Linked DNA regions of Homo sapiens: region 1 is linked to region 2. A link is a contact called in ENCODE Hi-C or POLR2A ChIA-PET data. All regions are on one chromosome and are shown on one strand. The core of a region is the stretch at or near the end of the contact, and the rest is flanking DNA. Distances in the headings are between cores, read along the strand shown. Region 1 holds the start of UBE2L3 (ubiquitin conjugating enzyme E2 L3). Region 2 holds the start of PPM1F (protein phosphatase, Mg2+/Mn2+ dependent 1F).

Region 1 (6,514 bases), core at 624-3,123, 390 kb before region 2:
CATTGCTACCTGAGGTCCAAACCACTGTCACCTCTTTGCCTGAATGATTGCAACCGGTTTCCAAGTGGCCCCTGCTCCCCTTCTTATCCTCTTACCCACCTCCATTCCCCATTTTCCAATCAGAGTACTCCTTTTTTTTTTTTTTTTTTTAAGATGGAGTCTCACTCTGTCGCCCAGGCTGGAGTGCAGTGGCGCGGACTTGGCTCACTGCAACCTCTGCCTCCCAGGTTCAAGCGATTCTCCTGCCTCAGCATCCAGAGTAGCTGGGATTACGTTCGCCCACCACCACACCTGGCTAATTTTTGTATTTTTAGTAGAGACGGAGTTTCACCATGTTGGTCAGGGTGGTCTCAAACTCCTGACCTCAAGTGATCCACCCCCCTCAGCCTCCCAAAGTGCTGGGATTACAGGCATCAGCCACTGTGCCAAGCCCCAAAGTACTCTTTAAAACATGCGTCTCAGCCCAGGTGTGGTGGCTCATGCCTGTAATCCCACCACTTTGGGAGGTTGCGGCGGGAGGACTGCTTGAGCTCAGGAGTTTGAGACCAGCCTGGGCAAGACAGTGAGACTTCATTTCTACAAAAAATAAAAAAAAACTTAGGAGGGTGTGGTGGAACGTGCCTGTAGTCCCAGTTAATTGGGAGGCGAAGCAGGAGGATCCCTTGAGCCTAGGAGGTCGAGGCGGCAGTGAGCTGTTATCGTGCCACTGTACTCCAGCCTGGGTGACAGATCAAGACTCTGTCTCAAAAAAAAAAAAAATCATCTGACCATGGAGTCAATACTCATATCTATCAAAGACCTCTCACAGCACATGGAATAGAAACCAACTCCTCCCCTTTCTACAAGACCCTCCATGGTCTGTCCCCTGCCTCCCTCCCACCCTATAATCCTTTTACTCCATTCTGGACACTGAGACAGCCTCATGGTCTTCGCCAGTGCTGCTTCCTCTGCTTGAAACATTCTCCTCCAGTCCTCCCAGCTGTTCCTTCCCATTTTCCAGGTCCCAGCATTGGCTTTGGAGCCAGCAGCCCACCTGTGACAGGAGCCTGGCTCTGCTCCTAGCTGGCCGTGTGACCTTGGGCAAGTCACTGGCTTCTTCTGTGCTTCTGTTTATTGTGAAATGAGGATGTTAATGCTAACGTATCCCAGAGGATGGTTTCAAGGGTTAAAGAAAATAAAGCACTAGAGAGAGGTCTGGCACTTAGTAGGGCCATTTCCTCAATTTGGCTTCCTTGACCTCTCAAAGTATGTCCCCACAGTCACTTTCCTATCACCCAGTTTTCTTCACAGAGCTTGGCAGTGTGAAGTAACCTTGGTTATTCAACTTTTTTTTTTTCCCCCAAGACGGAGTCTTCCTCTGTCACCCAGGCTGGAGTGTAGTGGCAAGATCTCGGCTCACTGCAACCTCTGCCTCCCGGGTTCAAGCGATTCTCCTGCCTCAGCCTCCTGAGTAGCAGAGATTACAGGCGCCCGCCACCACGCCTGGCTAATTTTTTGTATTTTTAGTAGAGACCGAGTTTCACCACGTTGGCCAGGCTGGTCTCGAACTCGTGACCGCGTGATCCACCCGCCTCGGTCTCCCAAAGTGCTGGGATTACAGGCGTGAGCCCCCGCGCCTGGTCAACTATTTTATGCAATCAGTATTTATTATGCTCCTACTATGTGCCAGGCACTGGTTGTAACTGCCATCTGATTGGACGATCCGTAAACGCTGAGGCCCAGTCTGTGCGGTTCACTTGCGTTCCTCCACGCGCCCCCCAGCACAGTGGGAAGCACACAGTAGGTGCTCCGCTCTGCTCCTGTGCCCCGCCCCGCGGCCCCTCCCCCGCTCCAGGAAGTGCGGGGGCTCCAGCCGCCCGGCCGGCCGCGATGCATTCTGGGGAAGGAGCAGCACCAAATCCAAGATGGCGGCCAGCAGGAGGCTGATGAAGGTAAAAGCCATTCTCTGGCAGCGGCCGGGCGTGGGGCGGCGTCCTAGGCTCCGGATCCCCGAGGCAGGCGGCGGCTTCTCAGGGCGCTGCCGTCTGGCTTCCTGCCCTACACGGCCTCGTCGGTTCCCTGGGCCGCGCGCAGGCTCAAGGTGCTAACGGGGCTGGCCTAGGCCGCAGCCTGGGCGGGAGCGCAAGGCCGCGCTGGGAGCCGCTGTCGGCCCCTCAGCCCGGCCCGGGGCGTTCACGCCACTCTCCGCCCGGAGCTTGGCCGCGTCCCCCTGTCGCGGAGGCCGCGGTCCGATCTGAGGGCGTCGTTAATGTGAGAGCCCGGTTGGGAGGCTCCAAACCGGGCGCCTTCGGGGAAGGCCCGAGCGCCGGAGCCCCTGCCCGGAGCCCGCGCCGCGGAACCGCCCCGCCCTGGGCCGCAGCGCGCCGGGCTTGCAGCTCCGCTTGGCCCGGCCGCAGCTCGGGAGTCTGGGAGGTTCGGGCTAGGAAAGAGAGAAGGAGGCCAGGCGGCCAAAGTTAGGTCAGTTTGTTGGTGGGTCGTTTGGAATTGCGCTGGGTCCTAGCAAACTGTCGCCTTGTGACTGCAGAGTCACACAGCGGGTAAGTTCCAACTCCAGGAAGGCCTGAGGTCGGCCCCGATCGCGGCGCGGTTCTGCTTCCCTCTCCTCCACTCAGTCATCCCGATCTCCCCTCCCTGATAAAGTGCCATTTTTGGGGGGATAACGGTTGATTTCAGTCGTTCGAATCAAAACGGGCCAAAGTTTATAATAATAATTTGGTACTTTGGATCTTGAATGCAGCAGGGTGCTTTCTCGCTAATTGGCACCTTTTGGTGAGGAACACATGCTAAATTGGCTTAGTACTTTTGCCAGTGGATTTGCCAAGGTCCTCTGTAGCCCACCCCGCCAGCATCTGTGAGTCGGCGGCTGGGTAGTGCTGCCGGCCTGCAACGGGCCGGAAATTAAAAAAAGGCCCAGGAGCCAGTTTCCTGAGGGGAGATAAAGAGCTGGGGTTCGTTCTAGGCGGAGCAGTGCTTGGTAGAGCTAGACATTGAACTTGGAGCCACAGTCTCTGAGCATTCCCTCCGTCCCTGGGAACGTTTCCTTTCTTTTGTTCCCTAAGGGCTAGAGAGGACATTAACTTTATAAAACTGGAGTGGAAGTGGGCACAAAAGAACAGTCAGAGGACTTCAGACCTCTCCTCATCTCTTAAGCTAGTGACACCACCATTCACCAGATAAGGGGTCGGTTAATGGCTTTCTTTCCTACCCTACTCCCAGGTGCAGTCGTCCATTAACCCTTGTGGATTTAAATTTAGAAAGATTTCTGGAGTGCAGGCCGGGCGCGATGGCTCACGCCTGTAATCCCAGCACTCCTGGGAGGCCGAGGCGGGCGGATCACTTGAGGTCAGGAGTTCAAGACCAGCCTGGCCAACATGGTGAAACCCTGTCTCTACTAAAAATATAAAAATTAGCTGGGCGTGGTTGCATTTGCCTGTAATCTCAGCTACCCGGGAGGCTGAGGTGGAAGAGTCGCTTGAACCCGGCAGGTGGAGGTTGCAGTGAGCCAAGTTTGCACCACTGCACTCCAGCCAGGGCGACAGAGTGAGACTCCATGTCAAAAAAAAAAAAAAAAAAAAGATTTCTGGAGTGCATGCCTTGCTTTCTAATGTTACTGAAATTACTCTGAATCTATATCCTCATCTCTCAGGTGCCCTCCCAAGTGCTCTCCTCCCCAGACTACCCCTGACGGACACCAGAGTTCTTTTAAAGCAGATAACTCAATTCTTTCACTCCTGTTAAAAACCTCTATGGTGTTATTGTCCTCAGCAGTTAATCCTAACCTCTTACTTGGCATGCAGGACCTTTCTGAGACTGGCTGAAAGCAATCCCTTGAGCCTCACCTCCTGCCCTTTGGTTTCCCACAGTTCTTGCACCTAATCACAGTAGCTACTATTTTTCCAGCTTTTACTTCGTGCTTTATATGCATGATCATGTTTAATCCTTCCTGTGAAGTAGACATTGTGATTTCCATTTTGTCGATGAGAAAAGATTCTTTGGCTTGCCCAGGGTTACCTAGCTAGGGAGAGTGAGTTGTGATCGAATTCGGTTCTTTCTCCAAAGCAAAGTCTCCTGCTCTTACTTGCTGTCTGATGTCCCTTTGCACGTGTTGTTTGCTCTACCCAAGAAAAGCTGCCTTCTCCTCACTTCTCCCTTCCAGAGAAGTCCCAGGTTCAACTCCAGTGCCAACTACTCTGTGAGCCCGTGCTCCCACATCCCCCTTCAGAATGTGTTGTTTCCTCCTTTGTGTGACCACAGCGCTTTCTTTATATTTCTCTTTGAGCACTTGTCACAATCTCTTTGTGTTACAGACTTGTCTTTCCTGTACTGGGTTCTGAGATCCCGAAGGGCAGGGATCTTGACCTAATTCATCCTGGTAGCCCCCTAGCCTATCCCAGTTGACCCAGTTTGGAATCTCCAGGCTCTCAGGGGTCTAAGAGGGGACTTATTATGGTTTTAAAATTATTACTCTGTTTCTAAAAAAAAACAGACCTTGGAAAAAAATTGTAACATTAACTGAGTATTTATTAAGTATTAGGTTATTTACGTAAGTCATCTTTTCAACACTCAAAGTTAGTGTATTGTCATTTGTATTTTTTATAAATGAGGACATTGTGAGGTTAAGTAGGTTAAGGGAGTTACCTAAGGTAGAATTGTGGAACGTGGTGGGGAGAGAGAAGACGCTGACTCTTCCTGGCTCCAGGATCCAAATTCCATGCCTCTTGTCAGGCTGTCTTTCTTACTCAAAGGCTGCATGGAGCGGTGTGTTGTTTCTTAAGTTGAGGATGGAAAGGCTTTCAGTTCACTAGGGGAACACCAGTTATGTAATGCTGATCATTGGCTGTGAGAATCAATGTTTAAGACTGTTTTTTTTTTCTTTTAAAGGAAGAAAAATTATTGATACAAGTTGATAAACAGTCTTTTCAGTACATAGGGTGGTAATAAAGTGATTTTCGTTGGTGAAAAGTTGGGGCTTAGTGCATGGAACAGTGCCTTAGGCATAGCAATCTAGCAAATGTTGAATGATCAAATTAATTACATCTTAAAGAACTTTAGATTTCTGTTAAAAATGTTTTCTAGGACATTCCACAGCAAAGATTTCTTTGTAACAATGGACTGTCTGCAGATAGTGTAAAACACATTATTAAAAGTAGAGTGATTTACATATACTACACTGAGAAGTTATTTTAGGCAAAGTGAGTATGATAAAGTCTTTTATTTCAAAAGCACTTGCCAGGAGGCTTAACCTCTTTTAGAAGCCTTTTTAGGAATTACAGTGTTAATAAAACATTAAGTACATTTTAATTTGCAAGCAGCTAATTTAGCATTGTTGGCTACAACCAGATTGTAACCATTGCTTCAATCAGGATGGGGAAATTGCTGCAAAAGCCAAAAGTGAAACCTTTATGTGTGGCTTAGGCAACTGATTGCCATCTGATCATTTCTTTGCAGCTTCACACTGCACACATTTCCCCTAAGGGCCCTCCTGTTGAGTAGCTTCCCAGAAGGGCTTTTCTCAGAGGGGAAATCTGTGGATTTAGAGGGGTGTGTGTGTAATGTCTTATTACTTATCATGACATAACTGTTGAGTTAAGGAGTTTCACTCTTGTTGCCCAGGCTTCAGCGCGATGGCACGATCTCTGTGCACTACAACCTCTGCCTCCCAGGTTCAAGCGATTCTCCTGCCTCAGCCTCCCAAGTAGCTGATACTATAGGTGTGCACCACCACTCCCTGCTAATTTTGTATTAGAAAGGAGGTTTCACCATGTTTGCCATGCTGGTCTCTAACTCCTAACCTCAGGTGATCTGCCCGCCGAGGCCTCCCGAAGTGCTGGGATTACAGGTGTGAGCCACTGCGCCCAGCCTAATGCTATTTAAAAATGTTCACTCAGAACTTCATATTGTTATATTTTCTCCCAGTTCATAGTCATAGTAGGAGGAACCTCTAAAAGTTCATTCCTTGGGTTTCGTTGTATTAAGCAGTGAGGTAGTTTGCTTTTGAGTATAGGTTTAGATTCTGAGGTTGGGTGATTAAGGAGATAGAGCAATGAGTATGTCACATGTTTCAGGAGGTGAGGGGAGTTTTATATGTGATGTTATGCCAGTGTAAATGTCCTGAATCCACTGAGGCTTTGTGAATTGAGAAAAACGTTGCGTCTTTTTTTCTAAATTCATGCATTCCAGTAAGTTGGGACTGTTTCAGCCTCCCTTAATGGTATTCTTTGTAAATGTTTGGGACAGGTGATGGGAAGGAGTATACTCAATTATTGCAACATTTGGGACCTTTTAAGGTATTTACTAGAAAACTCTGAGGCAGGCCAGGCGTGGTGACTCACACCTGTAATCCCAGCTCTTTGGGAGGCCGAGGTGGGCGGATCATGAGGTCAGGAGTTCGAGACCAGCCTGGCCAACATAGTGAAACCCCCGTCTCTACTAAAAATCCAAAAAATTAGCTGGGCGTGGTGGTGGGTGCCTGTAATCCCAGCTACTCGGGAGGCTGAGGCAGGAGAATTGCTTG
Region 2 (7,615 bases), core at 2,020-4,519:
GGGAGTAGGGAGAGCTGGGAGAGCACCAGAGGCAGCGGAGCCTGGTGCTGGGCTTTCCTGAGCAGGGCACACCAGTGAAAAACTCCGAATAAGAGGGACGTGTGCATGAGCCTGTGCAAATCACCAAGAGCCCGGGGTGGGCATGGGAGGGACATTGGACTCCTGCATCCCAGCACCGCCTGCCTGGACCAGTCTGACCAAATGCGACTGGCAGCTGGTTCCTCCTGGATCAGGGCCCCACTGCACACCAAATGGGTGCTCACCCTCCTAGAACCTATTTAAGGTCCCACATAGGTGAGAAATGGCAAAGCAAACTCATCGGGGGGCAGCTGCAGGGGTGTGGCTGACGGTGCTGCCAGCTGCCATCCGCCCCTGCTCTGAGCACTCTTCCTGGGATGGCTTTTAGCCTCCCAACAACCTCTTGTGGTTATCCCCACTTCACAGGGCAGGCTGTAGCAGAAGAGCTAAGGAACTTGCCCAAAGTCCCAGGGTGGGGTTCATGCTGGGGAACCTGGGCCTTAACTGTGATGACACCTGGGAAGTCATTCTGACTCCTTCTATCCCTGACCTGTCCCTCATTGGCCACCAGCTCTGGGCTTTGGCTCTCTCATGGCTCCTCCTTCCATTTCTGTGTACCCCCCACCCTAGGGCAGCCCCTCCCCTCCTTGTTTTGTGGTGCCCTCCTTCCATTTTGCCTCCCGAGATCTCTCAGATCCTTTGAGGCTTTGCTGAAATCTCCCCATCTTTGGATCCAGCATGCTCTCTTTCATGTCTCTATGGCACTTTTGCTCACATCTGACTTGTAAAAAGTTTTTTTTTTTTTAATTTAAAATATTTATTTTCCTCTAGTGCATTAGTTTTGACTCCTAAGCTTAACGAATGCAGGGTTTAACAACTGCAGTTTTTTAGGGGACATAGAAAAAATACTTGTTGAGTCTTGCTTAACTGCAGAACCAAGGTAATGAAAAAAACCCAGCAATCCTTAGAAAAGGGAACTGCACCACTATAGTGTAACAAAAGCATCATTCATGTTAACTGTTTTTTTTTGTTTTTGTTTTTTTTGAGACAGAGTCTTGCTCTGTCACCCAGGCCGGAGTGCAGTGGCGCAATCTTGGCTCACGGCAACCTCCGCCTCTCAGGTTCAAGTGATTCTCCTGCCTAAGCCTCCCTAGTAGCTGGGATTACAGGCACCCACAACCACGCCTGGCTAATTTTTTTGTATTTTTAGTAGAGATGGGGTTTCACCATGTTGGCCAGGCTGGTCTCGAACTCCTGACCTCAGGTGATCTGCCCGCCTCAGCCTCCCAAAGTGCTGTGATTACAGGTATGAGACACCACGCCTGGCCAACCTTTTTCTACCAAAAGAGATTCTTATTTCTTTATTCATAACTACTAATACTAATAATAGTTAGATGTAAATCCTAGATTTTTTTTCTACATATATAAATTTTTTTTATTGTTGTAAAATATACACACTATGTATCCTTTTAACCATTTCTAAGCGTACAGTTCCATGGCATTAAGCATAGTCACATTGCTGTGCAATGACCATTTCTTTCTACAGGCCTGACTTTCTTGATAGACTGTAAGCTCCCTGTAGTCAGGGAGCCCACGATGGCCCTTTGTGTACAGCAGGTGGTAAGTGTGATGGCAGAGGGAAGAGTGACTGGCGGGTGGCATGGGCTGAGGAAGCTACACCACTCTGAAGGGTGCAGTGGGCAGCAGCGCCAGGTCTTAAAAGACTCGGTTGGCTTCAGGTCAGATGGTATCCTTTTTTTTTTTTTTTTTTTTTTTGAGAGGGAGTTTCGCTCTTGTTGCCCAGGCTGGAGTGCAATGGTGGGATCTCAGCTCACTGCAACCTTCGCCTCCCAGGTTCAAGCAATTCTCCTGCCTCAGCCTCCTGAGTAGCTAGGATTACAGGCACCTGCCACCACGCGCGGCTAATTTTTGTATTTTTAGTAGAGATGGGATTTTGCCATGCTGGTCTGGAACTCTTGACCTCAGGTGATATGCCTGCCTCGGCCTCCCAAAGTGCTGGGATTACAGGTATGAGCCACCGCGCCCGGCCTTCAGGGGGTATCTTAAAGGAATTCCACAAATGAACTTGTGTAGAGGTTCATGGCTTTCAGAAATGCATTCGTTTTGTTTACCTCTCACAACTACGCTGAGAAGTACATACTGTCAGGCTACACTGCAGATGAAGAAATAGGTTATAGGAGGGCAAGCACCCATTTAAGGTCTCACACAGGTGAAAGGGCAAAGCGAACTCAATCAAGGTCTCTGGATGCCCAATGCCTTTGGTATTTCCACCTCGCGTGCAGGAGGAAAAGAGCGAAATTTGACAACAGAAGAGACTGGAGATGGCCTCAGAGTGCTGGCCGGCCCCACTTTCTATCCCCCGTGGTGAGAGCTCAGCTGGGCCCAGAGAACTTGTCCCGGGGAATGCCACCACGACATGTGTGACTCTGTCCCGCAGGGTGGAAGGCTTCGAAGGAGCCCGCCACCATGCAGTGGGCCTCACTGTGTGTCAAGCGCTGTGCCGAAATCCCTGCAGCCGGAGCCAGTTCTTCCTGTTGTACAGACAGGTTCAGGGGCTTGCCTGACCGAACCCAGCGGCAATGTGCCCGGCCTCCGCGCCTGAGGCTCTGGCTCACAGACCTGTGGCTGAAGCAGCTGCAGCCCGAGCACTTGTGCAGCTGACGCTCGCTTCACGGACGCTTGGGAGGCCGCGGAGCCGGGGGCCATCAGGCAGACTGGGCCCCTGAAGGTGCAGGGACTGGGGGGATATGGGGCAACGTGCCGGCCCAGAGGCTCCTGGGGGGTGGGGAGAGGCCAAATCTCGGAAAATGGGGCGCGTCCCCCTCAGCACCCGATTCTGCCTCATAGCCCTCGGTCCCTACCAGGCCCTCGGCTCGGCCACACCCCCGCCTGCCCCCCAGTTCTGCCCCCTTGGCTCCCCAGCCCCCCAACTCCCAGCCTCGGGTTCCTCATGTCCGCAGCGGCCCCTCTTGCTCCTCGGCCCCCCGCACTGCACCCCCGCACCCTTTCGGTGCACCCATGTGAGCCTCGTCTCGGCCTCCTTGCCTCCCCAGCCCTCTGATTCCACCCCTCCGGTTCCTCGGTCCCATTTCACCCCTGTGCGCCTTGGGCGCTCGCCTGACCCTCGTCCCAGCCCCGTCAGCCCTCTAATCCCGTCCCCCCCGGCCTCCTCACCCCTGGTCTCCGCGGGCCTCAGCTGTCTCCTCGCGGCTCCGTGTCCCGCAAGCTGCTGCCGGCCGGCCCCGCCCACTTCCCGTCCCTGGCCGCCGCGGGCGCCGCGGGCGCCGCGCAGGCGCAGTCGGGCCTCCAGGCTGGCGGGGCCGGACCTCTGCTGCCCCCTGGCGGCTACGTGGACGGTGACTGCGGCCCTTTAGTGGTAGGCGAACTGCGGCTCCACCTGGGCTCCGGAGCCGCCCCAGTCACCAGCCTCTTGCTTCTCTTCTGCAGCTTTGGGTGGGCGGCTGGATGGGGAAAGCAATCCCTAGGTCACAGCGCCCAGAAATTAAGCAACTTCTGCCGTCAATAGCTGGTAAGTGACAGAGCAGGGATGCAAACCCAGACTGCCCAGGCAGGCTCATCCGTCCGGGAAGGAGGCACAGTCCCAGGCTCATTATGAGTTGTTTGTTTCCACAAACGTTGAGGCTTTTGTTATCTTTCCGTTCTGGAGGTCAGAAGTCCACTTAGCCTCAGTGGGCGAAGATCCAGGGATCGCCAGAATGCGTTCCTTTCTGAGGATTCTAGGGGAGAAACTGTTCCCCTGCCTTTTCCAGCTCCTAAGGGCTCCCTGCATACCTTGGCTCGTGGCCCCTTCCTACAGCCTCGAAGCCAGCAATGGCCAGTTGAGCCTTTCTCACACTGCCACCTCTGGTTCCCTCCTCTGCTTCCTTCTGCTACTTCTAAAGACCCTCCTGATGCCATTGGGCCCACCCAGATAGTCCAGCATCATCTCTCTAAATCAGTTGATTAGCAACCTTAATTCCCCTTTGCCCCTTATTATTATTATTATTTTTTTTTGACACGGAGTCTCACCCTGTCACCCAGGCTGTACTGCAGTGGCATGACCTCGACTCACTGCAACCTCTGCCTCCCTGGTTCAAGCGATTTTCCTGCCTCAGCCTCCCGAGTAGCTGGGACTGCAGGCACGCACCACCATGCCCGGCTAATTTTTTTTGTATTTTTAGTAGAGATGGGGTTTCACCATGTTGGTCAGGCTGGTCTCAAACTCCTGACCTCAAATGATCTGCCTGCCTCGGCCTCCCAAAGTGCTGGGATTACAGTACAGGCGTGAGCCACTATGCCGGGTCTGCCATGTAATCTAACACAGGCACAGGTATAGGACATGAACATCTCTGAAGGGCCATTTTTCTGCCAACACAGAGGCTCTTGAAAATATTCTTTTTCTCTCTTTTTAGAGACAAGCTCCTTCTCTGGTGCCCACACTGGAGTGCAGTGGCATGATCACAGCTCACTGCAGCCTCAAACTCCTGGGCTCAAGTGACCCTCCCCTCCTGCCTCAGCCTTCCTAGTGTCTGGGAACACAGGCAAGCACCACCACGCCCAGCTGATTAAAAAAAATTTGTAGAGACAGGGTCTCTATGTTGCCCAGGCTGGTCTTGAACTCTTGGGCTCAAGTGATCCTCCTGCCTCAGCCTTCCCAAGTGCTGGGATTATAGGTGTGAACCATTACACCTGGCCAAAATATTTTATTTTAAAGGCAGAAGAAAGAAACCTTTATGTCAAAGAAAATGTTTTAATATATGATATTAATATATTCACCTTTATACCAATGCCGTTGGAAAGTATAATTTTTTAAATGGAGGATGGGGCACCAGATCTTATGTGGCTCTGCCCACCTGACCTTCAGGTCCGCAGGCCTGTGTCCTTGCCAGGAATGAATGTCTCTGGGATGCTTCTCTAACAGGAGGAACCTGGAGTGAGACCAGGAACCTGGAGAACTAGCAGCTGGGTGACTGGAAAGGAAACCATCTGGGGTGGGGTTGGGTCTGCAAGGCAGGAGGTGTCTGGGCAGAGAAAGCAGGGCTGGGGCGGAGGGTCCTGCCTCATCCCATTCTCCTGCTCACTCTTTCCTAGATCCCTGTCAGGGCAGTAACCATGAGCAAGGCTTGAGGCTACTTCTTATAAACAGTGGCCCTGGGCACATTCCTTAGCTCACCTGAGCCTCAGTTTCTTGATGAGAAAAAATCGGGACAATAGCAACCAACCTATCTCAGAGGGCTGCTGTGAGACCCTGAGCCACTGTTTCTCAAACTGCCCCTGAGATCACCTACAACAGAATGGCTGTAGGGTGAAGTTTGAGAACCGCAGTACAGGTGAGGTGGTGCGTGGGGCAGGCCCTCCCACACTGTAAAGTGCAGTGTGGTGCGGTAAAAGCTGATATTCCCGCAGGCATCCTCAGAGTGGGCCCAATTAGACTCTTGAGCACTGATTCCATTCAAGGTCTGCGGCTTAGAGAGGATGGCAAAGTGAGGCACCACCAGGAGCTTGTCCCTATGGGCTCCAGGCCAAGGACGTGCCTGGAGATGACTCCTGCCTTGTGGCGCTGTCACTGCCTCACTGTCCACATTCCATCACGCCTCAGATCCTGGCTTCCACCCTGGTGAAAGGAATCTTTCAATATCACCCACCCAGCCACAGACGCTTCTCTGCTTCTCTGGCAAGGCTGCACCCCTGGCTAGGTGGGCAGGGCCAGGGGCTCCTTGAGACAGTCTGCAGCCACTGACCTCTCCAGCCTCCAGGGCAGAGGTACAGTCCCATGGAGCGTGGCTGATCTGAAGGCAGTTCTGGCCTAAAAGGGGTCTTGTCCCTTCCTTGTCCTCATTGCTCCCAAGGCCAGGTTGGCAGCAGTAGCAGCGGGGTTGGATGCTATTGGATGGGAGAAGGTGAATGGACTCGGAGTGCAGAATCAAGCTGCGGAAGCCAAGGGCCTTGAAGGAGGGTCACACACAAGGGACAACTGCAGAGGAAAATAAAGGAACACTTTGTGATTAGCCCTGCCTGTGGCTGAAAGCGCAGTGCAGAAGCATAGTAAGGAAGGACTGGGTGGTCTGGGTTTAAGACCTAGGAACCGTCTCTGCTCCTCCAAGCCTGAATGAGCCCTATAACCTAAGGGTCCTGGAGGTCTTGAAACCTTCTGCGGAGAAGGCTCCAGGTCCACTGGGCCCTGTGGGTGGAAGAGCAGAGTCACAGCCCCGCACTGGGGACCTAACAGGTGTGGCCTTGCTAGGGCCCCAGAATGGGACCAGAGTGGGTGGGAGGGGGCAGAAGCTCTGAGAGCACCCCCTCCTTCCTGAAGCCTGTGCTTCTGAGACACATCCCAGGACCCTCTATGTGGTTCCCCATGTCTCTGTATTTTCATTCAGCTTCGAGTAGCTCTCCAAACTGTGTTCCAGGGAACCCCCGTGTTAACCTGTGAGGGCCTCCAGGAAGGGGGTCCAGGGGGGGTATGCTTGGTGGGCTCTGGGTTTCCTTACAGGAGCTCTCATATAAGTCCTGGTGCAGCCTGGGAATCTACTACTGAGTTGGGGCGGGGGCGGGTCTGAGTCCGAAACATTCCTGACCTGCCCCTCAAAGAAAGGTCCCACTGAACAGTCTGGAAAGCTGTTTTGCTGAGCTCCCGTCATCACTCAATGAGGCACGGGCGGAGTGTGGAGGGAGTTTCCAACACACAGTGGATCCCGCACAGGTGTCTCTCCTCGGGTGGCTGGGGAGGGGAGCACAAGAAGGCACTGAGGTCAGAGGGCAGCTGCCACCAGCACCTGGCACCACACGGCAGTCTGGCCTACAGGGTATTTTCTAAACCTGGCATGTGAATGGGTTCCATGGGGCACCCAGCTGCCTCTAAGACCATAAGGGCTTGTTGTGAGAATGGGAATTGCAGCAGGTCCTGGGAAGCTGCCAGACGCACACGGGCACCATGTACAGGGCTTCTCAGAGATGGGAGCAGGGAGCAGGGGACGGAGAAGTGTGGGGTCAAGAGCGTGGCCCTGAGCAGGGGGCTGCAGCGAAGACCAAGGGGATTCATAAGCCAGATCCGGGGAGGGGGTCTCCCAGCCCCACCTGCTCCACTAGACTCCTCTCCTGCCGGAGCCACAGCTGTCAAGGCCGCCTTCCTTAAGGCATCAGGGCCACTGCTTGTGCACACAGCTACCATCAGCAGCACGGATTGAGATGGGGTGTGAGTGCAAACTGGGTCTATTCCCCAGGGCTTCAGGGTTGGGGCATCCCTGCCCGTACTGCCAGGGTGTAGGGATAGCAGGGAGCACTCTGGGCACGTGTATGCAGGCTGAAGGGAGACGTATTGGGTTTCGGAGAGGGAGAGAGGGCCCCACAGGTGCCCAGGGACACGGTAACGCTCTGACATCGCTGCACCAGCAAAGGGGCCCCAGCTCTGGATAAGATAAAATGCATTTTAATAGTTTGAAGTGCCATGAGGTGTCTGCATGGCACTGCAGCCTGGGTGAGGGAGGACAGGGTCATCATACAAAGTAGGCGGCCAGGGCTGACATCTTGTCCTTGGGCCGTCTGGGGTTGGGCTTCCCAGGGGGCCTCCTGGCCC

The links. Hi-C counts contacts between places; a loop is a spot of excess contacts on that map. ChIA-PET counts read pairs that join two places held with the same protein, here RNA polymerase II (POLR2A). Pooled maps may share reads with other maps.
Region 1: a pooled map shows a loop between it and region 2 (7-fold over the local background). The contact joins the promoter of UBE2L3 here to the promoter of PPM1F in region 2. A Hi-C loop is called at or near these places in 4 of 50 pooled maps. POLR2A ChIA-PET finds 5 or more read pairs at or near these places in 4 of 52 experiments (HEK293, MCF 10A, activated CD4-positive, alpha-beta T cell and 1 more).

Annotation. Positions count from the first base shown.
Region 1 is chr22:21,565,841-21,572,354 of GRCh38, forward strand. It overlaps UBE2L3 (ubiquitin conjugating enzyme E2 L3), which reads left to right and starts at 1,874. Exons shown (of 4, transcript NM_003347.4): 1 at 1,874-1,931. The coding sequence starts at 1,905. RefSeq lists silencers at 868-1,055, 1,698-1,937, 2,188-2,327 and an enhancer at 4,134-4,203.
Region 2 is chr22:21,949,579-21,957,193 of GRCh38, forward strand. It overlaps PPM1F (protein phosphatase, Mg2+/Mn2+ dependent 1F), which reads right to left and starts at 3,270. Exons shown (of 8, transcript NM_014634.4): 1 at 3,214-3,270. It overlaps TOP3B (DNA topoisomerase III beta), which reads right to left. Exons shown (of 18, transcript NM_001282112.2): 18 at 7,447-7,615. The coding sequence ends at 7,536. RefSeq lists enhancers at 2,423-2,492, 2,539-3,059 and a silencer at 3,053-3,462.